6 separate regions of the Homo sapiens genome follow, and regions 1, 2, 3, 4 and 6 are each linked to region 5. Evidence: chromatin contacts called from ENCODE Hi-C or POLR2A ChIA-PET data. All regions are on one chromosome and are shown on one strand. The core of a region is the stretch at or near the end of the contact, and the rest is flanking DNA. Distances in the headings are between cores, read along the strand shown. Region 1 holds the start of ZNF682 (zinc finger protein 682). Region 2 holds the start of ZNF738 (zinc finger protein 738). Region 3 holds the start of ZNF429 (zinc finger protein 429). Region 4 holds the start of ZNF253 (zinc finger protein 253). Region 5 holds the start of ZNF626 (zinc finger protein 626). Region 6 holds the start of ZNF90 (zinc finger protein 90).

Evidence for each region. A loop is a pair of places that touch in the nucleus more often than their neighbours do. ChIA-PET counts read pairs that join two places held with the same protein, here RNA polymerase II (POLR2A). Pooled maps may share reads with other maps.
Region 1: a loop to region 5 is called in a pooled map, with 9 times the contacts of the local background. The contact joins the promoter of ZNF682 here to the promoter of ZNF626 in region 5. A Hi-C loop is called at or near these places in 8 of 50 pooled maps. POLR2A ChIA-PET finds 5 or more read pairs at or near these places in 4 of 52 experiments (AG04450, CD4-positive, alpha-beta T cell, activated B cell and 1 more).
Region 2: a pooled map shows a loop between it and region 5 (10-fold over the local background). The contact joins the promoter of ZNF738 here to the promoter of ZNF626 in region 5. A Hi-C loop is called at or near these places in 6 of 50 pooled maps. POLR2A ChIA-PET finds 5 or more read pairs at or near these places in 3 of 52 experiments (WTC11 and naive thymus-derived CD4-positive, alpha-beta T cell).
Region 3: a map of gastrocnemius medialis shows a loop between it and region 5 (4-fold over the local background). The contact joins the promoter of ZNF429 here to the promoter of ZNF626 in region 5. A Hi-C loop is called at or near these places in 3 of 168 maps with a recorded cell type or tissue (ascending aorta, gastrocnemius medialis and naive thymus-derived CD4-positive, alpha-beta T cell), 1 of 37 single-sample maps with no recorded cell type and 10 of 50 pooled maps. POLR2A ChIA-PET finds 5 or more read pairs at or near these places in 9 of 52 experiments (CD4-positive, alpha-beta T cell, CD4-positive, alpha-beta memory T cell, activated B cell and 6 more).
Region 4: a loop to region 5 is called in a pooled map, with 7 times the contacts of the local background. The contact joins the promoter of ZNF253 here to the promoter of ZNF626 in region 5. A Hi-C loop is called at or near these places in 7 of 50 pooled maps. POLR2A ChIA-PET finds 5 or more read pairs at or near these places in 5 of 52 experiments (CD4-positive, alpha-beta T cell, OCI-LY7, activated CD4-positive, alpha-beta memory T cell and 2 more).
Region 6: a loop to region 5 is called in a pooled map, with 10 times the contacts of the local background. The contact joins the promoter of ZNF90 here to the promoter of ZNF626 in region 5. A Hi-C loop is called at or near these places in 6 of 50 pooled maps. POLR2A ChIA-PET finds 5 or more read pairs at or near these places in 3 of 52 experiments (WTC11, activated CD4-positive, alpha-beta memory T cell and activated naive CD4-positive, alpha-beta T cell).

What each region holds. Positions count from the first base shown.
Region 1 is chr19:20,038,075-20,040,774 of GRCh38, reverse strand. It overlaps ZNF682 (zinc finger protein 682), which reads left to right and starts at 1,270. Exons shown (of 4, transcript NM_033196.3): 1 at 1,270-1,432. The coding sequence starts at 1,430. RefSeq lists an enhancer at 924-1,500.
Region 2 is chr19:21,357,739-21,360,438 of GRCh38, reverse strand. It overlaps ZNF738 (zinc finger protein 738), which reads right to left and starts at 1,439. Exons shown (of 5, transcript NM_001355237.2): 1 at 1,296-1,439. The coding sequence starts at 1,298. RefSeq lists enhancers at 1,078-1,377, 2,169-2,700.
Region 3 is chr19:21,504,202-21,506,901 of GRCh38, reverse strand. It overlaps ZNF429 (zinc finger protein 429), which reads right to left and starts at 1,300. Exons shown (of 4, transcript NM_001001415.4): 1 at 1,128-1,300. The coding sequence starts at 1,130. RefSeq lists enhancers at 315-916, 612-971, 982-1,301, 917-1,519.
Region 4 is chr19:19,864,597-19,867,296 of GRCh38, reverse strand. It overlaps ZNF253 (zinc finger protein 253), which reads right to left and starts at 1,415. Exons shown (of 4, transcript NM_021047.3): 1 at 1,298-1,415. The coding sequence starts at 1,300. It overlaps LOC124904664 (a long non-coding RNA gene), which reads left to right. Exons shown (of 4, transcript XR_007067169.1): 1 at 1-861. RefSeq lists an enhancer at 955-1,384.
Region 5 is chr19:20,660,303-20,663,002 of GRCh38, reverse strand. It overlaps ZNF626 (zinc finger protein 626), which reads left to right and starts at 1,432. Exons shown (of 4, transcript NM_001076675.3): 1 at 1,432-1,559. The coding sequence starts at 1,557. RefSeq lists a silencer at 1,238-1,307.
Region 6 is chr19:20,076,605-20,079,304 of GRCh38, reverse strand. It overlaps ZNF90 (zinc finger protein 90), which reads right to left and starts at 1,305. Exons shown (of 4, transcript NM_007138.2): 1 at 1,170-1,305. The coding sequence starts at 1,172. RefSeq lists an enhancer at 883-1,362.

The DNA of each region.
Region 1 (2,700 bases), core at 21-2,520, 620 kb after region 5:
CCACCACCCTCCCCACGAAGTCTCACTCTGCAATGGCGCGATCTCGACTCACTGCAACCTCCGCCTCCCACGTTCAAGCCATTCTCCTGCCTCAGCCTCCCGAGTAGCTGGGATTACAGGCGTGTGCCACCATGCCCGGCTAATTTTTGTATTTTTAGTAGAGATGGGGGTTTCACCATGTTGGCCAGGCTGGTCTCGAACTCCTGACCTCAGGTGATACGCCCGTCTCGGCCTCCCAAAATGCTGAGATTATAGGCGTGAACCACCGCTCCCAACCCCGCAGGTGATTTTTATTTGCCAGGGGTAAGAAGCACTGGATCTGATGAAGAATGCATTAGCTGTGAGTGATTTTCATGTATGCTGCCGGGATTTGCCCCATGGCAACTCTGGAGACTGGGGTTTTAGAAAACATCCTTGCCCTGTTAAAAATTAGAAGATGACTTCAAGACATACTCAGCTGCTTGGCTAAATTGCAGAAAGAGAAAATGCCTTCTTCAGAGATCTTTTTTTTTTTAAACTTGGTTTCACTCTGTCACCCCGGCTGTAGTGCAATGGTGTGATCGTGGCTCACTGCAGTCTTGGTCTCCCAGGGTCAAGTGATCCTCCCGCCTCAGCCTTCTGAGTAGCTAGGACTGCAGGCGTGCACCACCAGACTTGGCTAAATTTTTAATTATTTTTTGTAGAGATGGGATCATCGCTATGTTGCCCGGGCTGGTCTTAAAACTCCTGGCCTCAAGTGATGCTCCCGCCTCAGCCTCCCTAGTTGCTAGAACTACAGGCACAGGCTACCACGCCTGGTTTCTTTTTTAAAATGTGGCTACTAGAAAATGTAAAATTCATATGTGCTTCACAGTTTATTTCTTAGAGAATTGCCTCCCTTGCGACATCTTAGGCTGCCTGCTCAAAAGACTGGAGGCTAGGAAAATGATGAAATCTGAGATTTTAAAATAATTGTCATTATATTGTTTCCATTTGTGAATAACATATGTATACTATTCACAAATAAAGATAACTTTATATACAAAGTTAAATGCAAATGTTCCCCAGGAAGGGCCAGTTTCCAATTCAGGAAGGAAGCGCGCCAGAAAAGGGTTCAGGAAAAACCTGTAACTCTTGCCTTATTCAACACATTCTCAGATCACGCCTCCTGTCACTCATGACCTGAGGGGGCGGGGCATGGAACTGTATCCAATCATGGGCGCTAGAGTGGGAACTGTCCAATCAGGTGCGCAGCCAAGGTAGAGGGGGCGGTGTCCTGGAGCTGGCGGGGCCTTTGTCTCGCTCCAGCCAGAGCTCAGGGTCCATCTTCATTGCTTAGTATCCTCTGCTCTAGTAGTTCCCGGTGACTGTCGCAGCCTCTGTTGCCCTCTGACTTGCAGATGCTGTGAGATCCAGAGCTAAGACTCCACGACATCCCGGAAGCCGAAAAATGGTGAGTGTGCCAGGCCGCGCATCCCGAGGTGGGGGCAGGGCTGGTTGAAACCGGCCGGAACCGGCAGTGACGGGACTGGGGCCTCCCAGCTGTCAGCTCCGGAGTCTGCGGACTGGAGTCCCCGGCAGGCACAGCTCGGCCGTCGATCACCTCCGGGCACAGGATGCGAGGTGGGCCAGCAGCCGGGACCCTGGGCGGGCATCCCGTTCCGTTCTCCCGCTTCCCGCCCGGAGCCCACCCTGGGAAGAGCCGCGCGCGTTCTTGCGTCTGCCCCGACTGCGGGGACAATGGAAGCGTCCTCAGGGCAGAGTCCAGACCCCGTGTGTGGTTTGTGCGTGGGAAGTGCTGTGATCCCGGGGGTCCTCAGTCTTTTCCTTCTCCTGTTTAAAAACTATGGGAGTCACCTTTAAAATGTTGAAAACTTATTGAAGTTAACAGTGATTTATGCTCAGAGAGCACCCAGCCACGGTTTGTGGTTGGGGGTCCAGCCGAAGAGCTTGAAGGAAAGTTTTTTATAAAGTGCAGGATGAAGCAAACCGAATTCAGTAACTGACTCGTTCCAGTTATGTAGTCATCTTATTTAGACTATTCAGGTTGTCATTGCCTGGTTATGTAATCAGAAGTTAATTGAAGGTTTGTGGTTGCTTAAATCTGAAAAATCTGAATTTTGTTTCCCCCTAAGGTAGCAATTTACAAGAAATGTATTTGCCTTTGATTTTTTTTTTTTTTAATGTAGGAACTCAGGGTACTAGAGCCACCTCAGTCTAACTGCCTGCTATTTATTTAACACTCCACAGAAGTGGTTTTCTCTTGGATTTTCCAAATGTGTGACAAACAGAATCTCAAAGCTACCACTCTGTTGCCCCAGCCTAACTCTGACTTGCAGTTGAATTTTAAATTTTCAGTTCTTTCCTGACATTCTTCAACACCAACTTCCCCTCTCTAATTCACAACATTATCAACTATTAGTCCTTTTTTGTACATTTCAGACACAGTATTTTGATTGATCATTATTTCAAAGAGCAGCGGATGGCACTTTTTAGAAAAAGAATTGTTTTTCATTTGCAAACATTTTACAGGAGATGAAAGCAGAGAATAATCCCAACACTCCACCATGAAAAAAAAAAAGACCAAAAAACAAAAACCTTTGTGCCAATCTCCCTTTAATCTTTCCTAGGCACAGACACCTTATCAGAATGTTTTTGGGTTGAGGTTCCACTTTGGAAACTTCACAGGGCAATGCATCCTCAGCCACCCTGTGTTATTTT
Region 2 (2,700 bases), core at 190-2,689, 700 kb before region 5:
TACGTGATAATGTGAATTAGGGAGGAAAAGCTGGCATTTGGGAACCCCAGAAGAAATTGGAAATTTAGTATCTTACTGCAAGCAAGAATGAGGTTGGAGTAATGAGGGATGGGGGTTAGACTTAAGACCCTGATTGGGACCCAGGTGAAAAATGCAGCAGAAAATCAGTTCCCTGTGGAGTGTGAAAATAATTAAGTGGCAGGCAATTAGACTGAGGTTTCTCTAGTCCCTGGGTTCCTACTTCAATTTAAAAAATCTAACTCAGGCGCATTATTTTTAATTACTAAATTCAGAGAAACAAAATTGAGGCTTCACCTACTATAAACTGCCAATTGAGCTCCGATTACATAACCAGGAAATTTTCACCTTTAATGTACAAATTAAAAAACCACGTAACTGTACCTAACCAATTACTAAATTTGGTTTTCTTCATCATGCATTTTACAAAAGACTTTCTTTCAAGCCTCTCCCATAGACCACAAACTAAAAACCACAGCTTGGTGCTCTACAATTCTAGAACCACTTTTTGATTAAATTATTTAATAAGTTAATTTTTTTTTTGAGACAAGAGTCTCGCTCTGTCGCCCAGGCTGGAGTGCAGTGGCACGATCTCGGCTCACTGCAAGCTCTGCCTCCTGGGTTCACGCCATTCTCCTGCCTCAGCCTCCTGAGTAGCTGGGACTACAGGCGCCCGCCACCACGCCCGGCTCATTTTTTGTATTTTTAGTAGAGACGGGGTTTCACCGTGTTAGCCAGGATGGTCTTGATCTCCTGACCTCTGATCCGCCCACCTCGGCCTTCCAAAGTGCTGGGATTACAGGCGTGAGCCACCGCGCCCAGCCTAGAACCACTCTTTGATTAAATTCTTTTAATATTTTTGCAGTGACTCCCATTAACTTTTAATAGGAGATAATAGGAACTGGGAACCCCACGGAACAAACCTCTTCCCATTCATGAACCCGCACCCCAAGTCAGGATTCTCCCCTGACGACCCTCCCACGGTCCCTGCACAATCCGGTAGAGAAGCGGCGCTGCGGGTGCAGAGATTCCCCAGAGAGGGCTCCAGGCAAGGGCACAGTCACTATGCAGGGAAGAGACAGGACGCCCGGGGGCCGGGCTGTCGGCGCAACCGCCATCTTATGGCTGAAGGCGACTGAGGCCGAGCTGGGCAAGGAGAACTCGGGGCGCAGATTGTAGAGCTGACTGCGGGGAGGCCTGAGTCTCGCCACAGCCACTTCCCACCGGTTCCAACCAGCCCTTCCCCTCTCTCGGGATGTTGGACCCCGCACTCTCACCATTTCTAGGCTTCCAGGGTGTCCCGGCGTCTTAGCTGTGGATTCCCAATACCTGCAGGTCACAGGACCAGAGGCTGGGCCTCTAGGAGCAGAGGACACAGAGCAGTGAAGACGAGACCCGGAGTTCCAGCGGCAGCCAAAGACAAAGAAGCGGACAAATCCCGCCACATCCCGGAAGCCGTCCTCTCCGCTCAAGCTGCGTGCCTGATTGGACAGTTCCCAGCCCAGCGTCGCTGATTGGATAACGTTTAAAACCCCACCCTCTCAGGCCCTGACTGACAGAAGATGTAATTAGATGCTGGGCTGAATGAAGAAAGAGTGACCGCCTAGGCTGCAGCCTTTTCAGGCAGGGCTTCCTCCTTGAGCTGAGATAGGCCCACCCCAAAGGGTATTTGCATTCAACCTTGCGTATAAGGTCATATGCATTTGTAAATACTATATCATATGGCTATACATAAATGAAAAGGATATAATAACAAATGTTTTAAAATTTCAGGGTTTTTTTACTTTCCTGGCTTACGGTCCTTTGAGCAGGCAGCCTGAGATTTTAAAAAGGAGGTAATCCTCTGAAATAAAATGTGAGCCACGTGAATTTTGAATTTTCTGGTAGCCAAACTAGAAAATTAAAAAGAAACAAGGGGCCAGGCATGGTGGCTCACGCCTGTAATCCTAGGACTTTAGGAGTACAAGGCGGGCAGATCAAGAGGTCAGGAGTTTGAGACCAGCCTGGCTAACATGGTGAAACCACGTCTCTACTAAAAATACAAAAATTAGCCGGGCGTGGTGGTGGACATCTGTAATCCCAGCTACGCAGGAGGCTGAGGCAGGAGAATTGCTTGAACCCGGGAGGCGGAGGAGGTTGCAGTGAGCAGAGATCGCGCCACTGCACTCCAGCCTGGGCGGACAGAGCGAGACTCCGTTTTGGGGGGTGAAAAATATAAAGAAACAAGAGGCCACGCGCAGTGGCTCACGCCTGTAATCCCAGCACTTTGGGAGGCCGAGGCTGGTGGATCACGAGATCAAGTGATTGAGACCCTCCTGGCAATATGGCTAAACCCTGTCTCTACTGAAAAAAATATAAAAATTAGCCAGGCGTGGTGGCGCATGCCTGTAATCCCAGCTACTGGGGAGGCTGAGGCAGGAGAATCGCTTGAACCCGGGAGGCAGAGGTTGCAGTGAGCCGAGATTGCGCCACTGCACTCCAGCCTAGTGACAGACTGCAACAACAGCAACAACAACAACAACAATAACAAGGAACAGGTTGAATTGATTGTAACAATGTAATTAACCTAATATATACAAAATATCATTTTAATGTGTGAGGAATATGTAATTATTAATGAAGTATATAAATATTTGCAACTAAATTTTTGAAAATAACTCTGTGTTTTACCTTTCTAGCATA
Region 3 (2,700 bases), core at 51-2,550, 840 kb before region 5:
AGCTACTCAGGAGGCTGAGGCAGGAGAATTACTTGAACACGGAGGCGGAAGGTGCAGTGAGCCGAGATCGCGCCACTGCAGTCCAGATTGGGCAAGAAGAGGGAAACTCCATCTCAAAAAAAAAAAAAAAAAAACAAAAAACTAACTCAAATGCTTTTTTTTTTGTAAATTACTACACTGGGGAAAACAAATACAGGGTTAACTATTAACTGGAATTAAGCTCTGATTACATAACCAGGAAATTTTGTAAGCTGAAGATGGAAATTAAGAAACTACGTAACCCTACCTAACCAATAACTGAATTTGCGTTTTTGTACCATGCGCAAAGTCTTTCCTTCAAGCTCCTCCAAAGGACCACAAACTACATCCCACAGCTGGGTGCTTTACAATTTTAGAACCACTCTTTAATTAAATTCTTTAATATTTTGCAGTGACTCCCCTTTTTTTTTTTTTTTTTTGTTTGAGATAGTCTCATTGTGTCAACCAGCCTGGAGTGCAATGGCACAATCTTGGTCTCCTGGGTTTAAGCGATTCTCGTGCCTCAGCCTCCCACATAGCTGGGATTACAGATGCCTGCCACCACATCCGGCTAATTTTTGTATTTTTAGCAGAGAGGGGGTTTCACCATGTTGGCCAGGCTGTTCTCGAATGCCGGACCTCAGTGATCTGCCCGCCTCCCAGCAAACTGCTGGGATTACAGGCATAAGCCACCGCGCCCGGCCACTCCCATAGATTTTTAATAGGAGAGAATGGGAACTGGGAACCCCACGGACCAAAGCTCTTCCCGCTCATGAACCCGCATCCCGAGTCACTATTCTCACCTGACGCCCCTCCCATGGTTCTTGCACAATCTGGGAGAGACTGCGGAATTGCGCGTGCAGAGCTCCCCAGACAGGGCTACACGTCAGGCACAGTCACTGCGGAGGGAAGACAGGACGCCCGGGGCCCGGCTGTCAGCACAGTCGCCATCTTATGGCTGAAGGGGACTGAAGCCGAGCTGGGCAAGGAGAATTCCGGGCGCAGATTGTGGAGCTGACTGCCGGGAGACCTAAGTCCGCCACGGCCACTTCTCACGGTTCCGACCAGCCCCTCCCCCTCTCTGGGGATGTCAGACTCGGCACTCTCACCATTTCTAGGCTTCCAGGGGGTCCTGGAGTCTTAGCTGTGTATCTCCCAATATCTGCGGGTCACAGGGCCACACAGGCTGGGCCTCTAAGAACAAAGGACACAGAAATGAAGACGAGACCTGGAGCTCTGGCTGCAGCAAGAGCCAAACGCCCCGCCATATTCCGGAAACCGTCCTGTCGCTCCAGCTGCGTGCCTGATTGGATAATGTTTAAGACCCGCCCTCTCAGGCCCTGAGTGACAGAGGGTGATCAGTTGCTGGGCAGAATGAAGCGTGACAGCCTAGCTGCAGCCTTTTCAGGCAGGCTTTCCTCCGAGCTGAGCCAGGCCCACCCTAGAGGGTGTTTGCATTGAACCTTGTGTGTAAGGTCATATGCATTTATAAATATACTATATGGCTAGTCACAAATGAAAAGAATATAATAACAATTACTTTTAAATTTTAGCTTTTATCACCTTCCTAGCTTCTGGTCCTTTGAGCAGGCAGCCTGAGATTTTAAAAAGGAGGCAGTCCTCTGAAATAAAATGTGAGCCACATGTGAATTTTTAATTTTCCAGTAGCCAAACTTTAAAAAGAAACATGAAACACGTGGAATTGATTGTAATAATGTAACTAACCCAATATGTTTAAAGTATTATAATTTTAATATGTGAGCAATGTGAAAGGAAAATATCTTGGGCCCCCAAAATTACTAAGGAAAACTCAAGCTGGGAACTAAAGGCCAATCAGAAACTCAAAAGAATTTGAGTCCACCTATCTGTGACCTGGAAGCTCCCTCCAGCTTCGTGTCTTCCTGCCTTTGCTTCAAGTTGTCCCACCTTTTCAGACTGAACCAATGTACTTCTTACATATATTGATTGATGTCTCATGTCTCCCTAAAATGTATAAAACCAATATGTTCCCTGACCACCTTGGGCAGGTGTCCTCAAGACTTCCTGAAACTATGTCATAGGCGTGTTCTCAACCTTGGCAAAATAAACTTTCTAAATTAACTGATGTCTCAGATTTTCTGGGGTCACAGCAATATGTAATTATTAAGGCACTATATATATTTTTGGAACTAAATCTTCGAAACCAACTCTGTATTTTACTTTTCTAGCAAATTGCAGTTCAGACCAGGCACATTCCAGGCACCCAGGAGCCACACATGGCCAACAGCCACCACGTTGAAGTGCAGCTCTGATGTCAGGTGGGTGGAGGCCCTGAACATCCCTTTTCTGCCAGAGGTGAGGAGACAGCCTCTCTCTACTAACATCTATCTTCGGTTCTGAGGGTGCGATAGATAGTGGCCATAGCAAGGGCAGAGGGCAGCACAAATAAAATAACCACAGGTAGACCACTCTTTGCCACCTGTTGTCCACCTTTCATCCAGAGATCAGACAGTGAACAAAAAATTCTGGGGCCACAGGAGACAGGAGAAGAAAACTCTATGTCTTTGGGTCTGTCCACAGTCTTAACCTCTAACTTTAAGATATGAAGAAGGCCGGGCGCGGTGGCTCACGCCTGTAATCCCAGCACTTTGGGAGGCCGAGGTGGGCGGATCACGAGGTCGGAAGATCGAGACCATCCTGGCT
Region 4 (2,700 bases), core at 166-2,665, 800 kb after region 5:
AAATGATCATGTCCTTTGCAATAACATCAATAAAGCTGTAGACCATTATTTCAGAAAACTAATGCAGAAACAGAAAACCAGACATTCGCCATCACACCCAGCTAATTTTTGTACTTTTAGTAGAGATGGGGTTTCCCCATTTTGGCCAGGCTGGTCTTCAACTCCTGACCTCAAGTGATCCATCCACCTCGACCTCCTGAAGTGTTGTTATTACAGGCGTGAGCCACCGCGCCCGGCCCCATAAATTTTTAATAGGAGAAAAGGGAAACTGTGAACCCTGACAGATATAATAGATTCCTCTTCAAGGGCCTAACTTTCTTGTTCCTTGTTCTTAGGACCAACTTTTTTGTACCTCTTTGTACCTAGACACCCGCTCCGTAAACAACCCAAACCGCCTGTTCCAATCTGCGACCCGAACCCCTTCCTTATTTGGAAAGTAGCCAATCGGGTCAGCCTAGATTGTGAGGTCAGACCCCGGCCAATGGGGGAAGGACACAGAGGCAATAACGGCGTTTAGGGTTAAAAACCCCTTTCAAACTGGGAGGCCGAGGCGGGCGGATCAACTGAGTTCGGGAGTTCAAAACCAGCCTGACCAACATGGTGAAACGGCATGTCTACTAAAAATACAAAATCAGCCGGGTGTGGTGACGCATGCCTGTAACCCCAGCTACTCGGGAGGCTGAGGCAGGAGAATCACTTGAACCCGGGAGACGGAGGTTGCAGTGAGCCGAGATCGCGCCATTGTACTTTAGCCTGGGCCACAAGAGCAAAACTCCGCCTCAAAAAAAAAAAAAACCTTCCTTCCTTTCTTCTGTGTGCTCTTGCGATCAGGTCGGACGCGAGCAGCACTCTTCTTCAGAAGTAAATATGCCTTCCTGTGAAATTTTCTAAGTGCTGGGTAGTTTTTTGTTTTGTGTTGTTTTGCGGCACCAAGCGCTTGTTTCTAACAACCTCACGGACCAAAGCTCTTCCCATTCATGAACCCGCAGGGAACCGAGTCAGGATTCTCCCCTGACGACCCTCCCGTGGTCCTTGCATGATCTGGGAGAGACGCGGTGCTGCGGGTGCAGAGCTGCTGAAAGAGGGCTCCAGGCCAGGGCACAATCACTGTGCCGGGCCCCGGATGTCACCGCAGCCGCCATCTTATGGCTGAAGGGGACTGAGGCCGAGCTGGGCAGGGAGAACTCCGGCGGCAGATTGTGGAGCTGACTGTGAGGAAGCAGAGTCCCGCCAGAGCCACTTCCCACCGTTCCAAACAGCCTCTCCCCTCTCTCGGGACGTTGGACCCGGCACTCACCATTTCTAGGCTTCCAGGGGTCCCGGGGTTTAGCTGTGGCTCTCCCAATACTTGCAGGTCACACGGCCACAGAGGACGGGCCTCTATAAGCACAGGACACAGAACACTGAGGATAAACCTGGAGCTCCCGCTGCAGCGAGAAACAAAGGCCCCCAGAAACCATGTGGTTCGCTCCAGCTGCGTGCCTGATTGGACGGTTTCCGGCCCAGCGTCCCTCATTGGATAATGCCTAAGGCCCCGCCTCCCCAGCCGCTGAGTGACAGATGTGATCAGATACTGGGCTGAGTGAAGAAAGAGTGACAGCCTAGGCTGCAGCCTTTTCTTTCTTTCTTTCTTTCTTTCTTTCTTTCTTTCTTTCTTTCTTTCTTTCTTTCTTTCTTTCTTTCTTTCTTTCTTTCTTTCTTTCTTTCTTTCTTTCTTTCTTTCTTTCCTTTCTTTCTTTCTTTCTTTTTCTTTCTTTCTTTCTTTCTTTCTTTTCTTTCTTTTTTCCCCCCACCGAGACGGAGTTTCCCTCTTGTTGCCCAGGCTAGAGTGCAATGGCACGATGTTGGCTCACCGCAACCTGCACCTCCCGGGTTCAAGCGATTCTCCTACCTCAGCCTCCCATGTAGCTGGGATTACAGGCATGCCTCACCACGCCCGTCTAATTTTTTGTACTTTTAGTAGAGACAGGGTTTCTCCGTGTTGGTCAGGCTGGTCTCGAGCTCCCGATCTCAGGTGATCCGCCCGCCTCGGCCTCCCAAAGTGCTGGGATTACAAGCGTGAGCCACCGCGCCTAGCCTAGCTGGAGCCTTTTCAAACGGCTTCCTCCCTGAGCTGAGCATCCCATCCCAGAGCATGGGAAAATTCTATCTCATATTCTCTCTCTTTTTGAATGTATTCAAAAGGTGAACAGAAGTACTTTGCTGTCATATTAATAATACATGAAATGTTTGTTCAAGAGAAAGTCAACTTTTACTTTGGTAATAGTGTATTATCAATACTAAAGCTAATTTTAATAAGACCTTGTAAAGCCAGGTGCGGTGGCTCAGGCCTGTAATCCCAGTACTTTGGGAGGCTGAGGAGGGCAGATCACTGGGTCAGGAAATCGAGACCATCCTGGCTAACACGGTGAAACTCTGTCTCTACTAAAAATACAAAAAATTACCCGGGCGTGGTGGCATGCACCTGTGGTCCCAGCTACTCAGGAGGCTGAGGCAGGAGAATGGCTTGAACCCAGGAGGCAGAGGTTGCGGTGAGCCAAGATCGCACCACTGCACTCAAGCCTGGGTGACAAAGTGAGACTGCGTCTCCAAAAATGAATAAATACATAAATAAAACCTTGTAAATAAACAAAATTTGTCATTTTTGACCTCTCGAGATTTACATATATAATTTGTAATCTCCTGTAATTTTTTAACTAT
Region 5 (2,700 bases), core at 183-2,682:
GGAAGCAACAGCCTGGGCTCCAGAGTCGGCCACCCATCCCTGTACAGACAAGGAGAGGTCTTTGGAGCTTTGGTGCAGTCTGGGATCCTAGCTCTTTTTGTAACAAGTTGTTTGGCATGAGGCCCAGTTGCAACTGGGCTCTTTGCAACTGGGCTCAAGGAACACAAAAAAGTCAACTTGTTTTTTTTGCGATTGGCTATTGTTTTTCAATAACTAACGTATAGGAATAGATTAAAATAGAGATTTCTCCAAAACAATCTGTGCCCAGTTCTCTTTGCCCAGCTTGGCCTCAGTCCCATTCAGCCAGAAGATGGCAGCTGCGCTGACAGCCAGGCCCCCAGAAGTCCTGCCTCTTCACTGCGCTGTGACTGTGCCCTGGCCTGGAGCCCACTTTGGGCAGCTCTGCACCTGCAGCATGGCGTCTCTCCCAGATTGTGCAGGGACCAGGGGAAGGTCGGCAGGTGAATGCCTCAAGGGGCTCACATAACCTGTTCCAGGACTTGGTGACCATTGTTTGTGTCCATGTTCAACTGAGTTCAAATTTAATATTTAACTTTTCCTCCACAAATTCCCCTGTCTTGATGAATCATCTCTGTCTAGGCAAGATGAAGCCCTTAGGCCGTTACACAACCTCCGCCTCCTGGGTTCAAGCGATTCCCCTGCTTCAGCCGCCGTAGCACCTGGGACTACAGGTGTGTACCACCACACCTGGCTAATTTTTTGTGTTTTTACTAGAGATGAGATTCAACATGTTGGCCAGGCTGGTCTTGAACTCCTGACCTGAAGTGATCCACCCACTTTGGCCTCCCAAAGTGCTTGGATTACAAGCGTGCACCAGCGGACTGGCCCTAAATGATTTCTTTGTCTCTTGTAACAGTTTGAAATTACTTAAAGGTTGTTTCAAATTGAAAAAATAAAAAGAATGTAGATAAAAATAAAATATAAAAAGTTAAAAAATTACATTAGATTACAAAATATGTATGTAAATCTCGAGAGGTCAAAAATGACAAATTTGATTTTTTATAAGGTTTTATCAAAATTACCTTTAGTATTGATAATACATTATTGCCAAAGTAAAAGTTGATTTTCTCTTGAACAAAAATTTTATGTATTATTAATATGAGAGCAAAATACTTCTGTTCACCTTTTGAATACATTCAAAAAGAGAGAGAGTAAAGAAAAGATAGAATTCTCCCATGCTCTGGGGTGGGCCTGGCTCAGCTCAGGAAGGAAGCCCTGCCTGAAAAGGCTGCAGCTTAGGCTGTCACTCTTTCTTCACTCAGCTCAGCGTCTGATCACATCTACTGTCACTCAGGGCCTCAGGGGGCGGGGCCTTAAGCATTATCCAATCAGGGATGGTGGGCTGGAAACCATCCAATCAGGAACGCAGCTGGAGCGAAGAGGACGGTTTCCGGGTTTGGTGCGGCCTTTGTCTCTCGCTGCAGTCAGAGCTCCAGGTCTGGTTCTTCTCCTAAAGGCCCAGGCTGTGTGGCCCCGTGTCCTGCAGGTATTGGGAGATCCACAGCTAAGACACCGGGACCTCCTGGAAGCCAAAAATGGTGAGAGTGAGGGTCCGACATCCCGAGAGAGGAGAGGGACTGGTTGGAACCGGTGAAAAGTGGCTGTGGCGGGACTCAGGCCTCCCCGCAGTCAGCTCCACAGTCTGCTCCCCCAGTTCTCCTTGCTCAGCTCGGCCTCAGTCCTGTTCAGCCATAAAATGGCAGCTGCGCTGACAGCCGGCACCCGGGCGTCTTGTCTCTTCACTGCGCGGTGACTACCCTGGCCTGGAGCCCTCTCTGGGCAGCTCTGCACCCGCAGCGTGGCGTCTCTCCCAGATTGTGCAGGGACCAGGGGAGGGTGGGCAGGGGAGAATCCTGACTCGGGGTGCGGGTTCATGAATGGGAAGAGCTTTGTTCCTTTGGGTTTACAGTTTCTCTTTTCTCCTATTAAAAATGTATGGGGCCGGACGCTGTGGCTCACGCCTGTAATCCCAACGTTTTGGGAGGCCGAGGCGGGCGGATCACTTGAGGTAAAGAGGTGTTAGGACAACTAAGTTCCTTTTAAATGACTCAACTTTCTGGTCATAAGTTGTAAAAGTTGTAAATCAACCCTACCTCTTCTTCTACCCCCTTTTCCTTTTCTCGCAAATCGCGCATTTACTTTATTTGGAAAAAGTTTGGGTCTAAGCTTACCAGGATCAGCTTAGATTGTGCGGTCTGATCCCAGCCAATAGGGGATGGAAACAAAAACAGGAACTGCATTAGGGTTCAAAACCCCTTTCTTGCTGGGCGCGGTGGCTCAAGCCTGTAATCCCAGCACTTCGGAGGCCGAGGCAGGTGGATCACGTGGTCAGGAGTTCTAGACCAGCCTGGCCAACGTGGTGAAACCCGTCTCTACTAAAAATACGAAAACTATCGGCGTGTTGGCACGTGCCTGTAGTACCAGCCACTTGGGAGGCTGAGGCACGAGAATTGCTTGAACCCGGGAGGCGGAAGTTGCAGTGAGCTGAGATCCAATCATCGCGCTCCAGCCTGCGTGACAAAGCGAGACTCCGGCTCAAAAAAAAGAAAAAAAAAGTAAGCATCTTAAAAATTCCTTTATGTAAACATTGTGAGTAATTTCACTGGAGTTTCTAACACTTAGTTTCAAAAACCAAGTGAATAACTGATGTGGACATTAAAGCTTGAACCTAGTGACTCC
Region 6 (2,700 bases), core at 56-2,555, 580 kb after region 5:
CTCCTTTTGCAGGCTTAATATTAGCCTTAGCTCGGAATCACTAGGTTCAAGCTTTAATTTCCATGCCAGAGTTATTCACTGGGTTTTTGAAACTAAGTGTTGGAAAATACAGTGAAGTTACTAAAACACAGTGTTTACATAAAGGATGGAAATTTTAAGATGCTTACTTTTTTTTTTTTTTTTTTTTTTGAGGACTCTCCCTCTGTCGCGCATGCTGGAGCGCGATGGAGGGATCTCAGCTCACTGCAACCTCTGCCTCCCGAGTTCAAGCAATTCTCGGGCCTCAGCCTCCCAAGTTGCTGGGATTACAGGCGCTTGGCACCACTCCAGGCTAATTTTTGTATTTTTAGTAGAGAGAGGTTTCACCACGTTGGATAGGCTGGTCTAGAAATTTGACCACGTGATCCGCCCGCCTCGGCGCCCCAAAGTGCTGAAATTACAGGCAGGAGCCACCGCGCCTGGCCGGGAAGGGGTTATTAGCCCTAATGCAGTTCTGTTTTTGTTTTCCCTCCATTGGCTGGGGTCAGACCGCACAATCTAAGCTGATCCCGGTTGGCTTACACTCAAGCTTTTTCCAAATCGGGTAATGCGCGATTTGTGAGAAAAGGAGAAGGGAGAAGAAGGGGTAGGGGTGATTTACAACTTTTCCAACTTATGACCAGGAAGTTGCGTCTTTGAAGAAGAACTACGTTGTACTAACAACCCTTTACCTCAAGTGATCCGCTCGCCTCGACCTCCCAAAATGCTGGGATTACAGGCATGAACCACAGCGACCGGCCCCATAAGTTTTTAATAGGAGAAAAGAGAAACTGTCAACCCCATGGACCAAAGCTCTTCCCATTCATGAACCTGCACCCCGAGTCAGGATTCTCCCCCGAGAACCCTCCCGTGCTCCCTGCACAATCTGGGAGAGACGCAGCGCTGTGGGTGCAGAGCTGCCCAGAGAGGGCTCCAGGCCAGGGCAGGGAAGAGACAGGACGCCGCGGGGCCCGGCTGTCGGCGCTGTTGCCATCTTATGGCTGAAGGGGACTGAGGCCGAACTGGGCAAGGAGAAGTCGGTCGCAGATTGTGGAGCTGACTGCGGGGAGGCCTAAGTCCCGCCACAGCCACTTCCCATCGGTTCCAACCAGTCCCTCCCCTCTCTCGGAATGCTGGAAAGGCACTCTCACCATTTCTAGGCTTCCGGGGGTCCCTCAGCTGTGGATCTCCCAATACCTGCAGGTCACAGGGCCACAGAGGCTGGAGAAGAAGACACGAAGCAGCTAAGACCAGATTTGGAGCACCAGCTGCAGCAAGAGACAAATGGCCGCGCCAAACCCGAAAGCCTTCCTCTTCGCTCCAGCTGCCTGCATGATTGGACGGTTTCCAACCCAGCGTCCCTGATTGGATAATGCTTAAGGCCCCGCCTCCTCAGTCCCTGAGTGACAGAAGATGTGATCACATGCTGGGCTGAGTGAAGAAAGAGTCACAGCCTCAGCTGCAGCCTTTTCAGGCCGGGCTTCCTCCTTGAGCTGAGCCAGGCCCACCGGAGAGCATGGGAAAATTCTTTTTTACTCTTTCTCTTTTTGAATGTATTCAAAAGGTGAACAGAAGTATTTGGCTGTCATATTAATAATACAAAAAATTTTTGTTCAAGAGAAAACTTTTACTTTGGTAATAGTGTATTATCAATACGAAAGCTAATTTTAATAAAACCTTGTAAGTAAATCAAATTTGTCATTTTTGACCTCTCGAGACTTACATATACATCATATATATTTTGTAATCTAATGTAATTTTTTTAACTTTTTATATTTTATTTTTATCTACATTCTTTTTATTTTTTCAATTTGAAACAACTTTTAAGTAATTTCAAACTGTTATAGGAGACAGAAAGGAAATCATTTAGGGCCAGGCGCGGTGGCTCACGCCTGTAATTCCAGCACTTTGGGAAGCCAAAGAGGGCGAATCACTTGAGGTCAGGAGTTCAAGACCACCCTGGCCAACACGGTGAAACCCCATTTCTACTAAAAATACAAAACCTTACCTGGGCGTGCTGGTGCACACCTGTAGTCCCAGCTACACCGAAGGCTGAGGCAGGAGAATCTCTTGAACCTAGGAGGTGGAGGTTGTGTAACCGCCCAAGGAGTTTACCTTGCCCTTTGCCCAGACAAAACCAATTCATCAAGACAGGGGAATTTGTGGAGGAAAAGTTAAATATTTAATTTGAACTCAATTGAACGTGGACACAAACAATGGTCACCAAGTCCTGGAAGAGGTTGTGTGAGCCCCTTGAGGCGTTCATCCAGTGCTATTTTAGAGAAATCTCTATGTCAATCTATTCAATCTATTCCTATACATTCGTTATTGAAAAACAATAGACAAGGCCGGGCGCGGTGGCTCACGCCTGTAATCTCAGCACTTTGGGAGGCTGAGGCGGGCGGGTCACGAGGTCAGGAGATCAAGACCATGCTGGCTAACACGCTGAAACCCCGTCTCTACTAGAAATACAAAAAATTAGCCAGGCCTGGTGGCAGGCGCCTGTAGTCCCAGCTAGTCGGGAAGCTGAGGCAGGAGAATGGTGTGAACCTGGGAGGCGGAACTTGGAGTGAGCCGAGATCGCGCCACTGCACTCCAGCCTGGGCGACAGAGCGAGACTCCGTCTCAAAAAAAAAAAAAAAAAAGAAAGAAAGAAAAAGAAAAACAATAGACAATCACAAA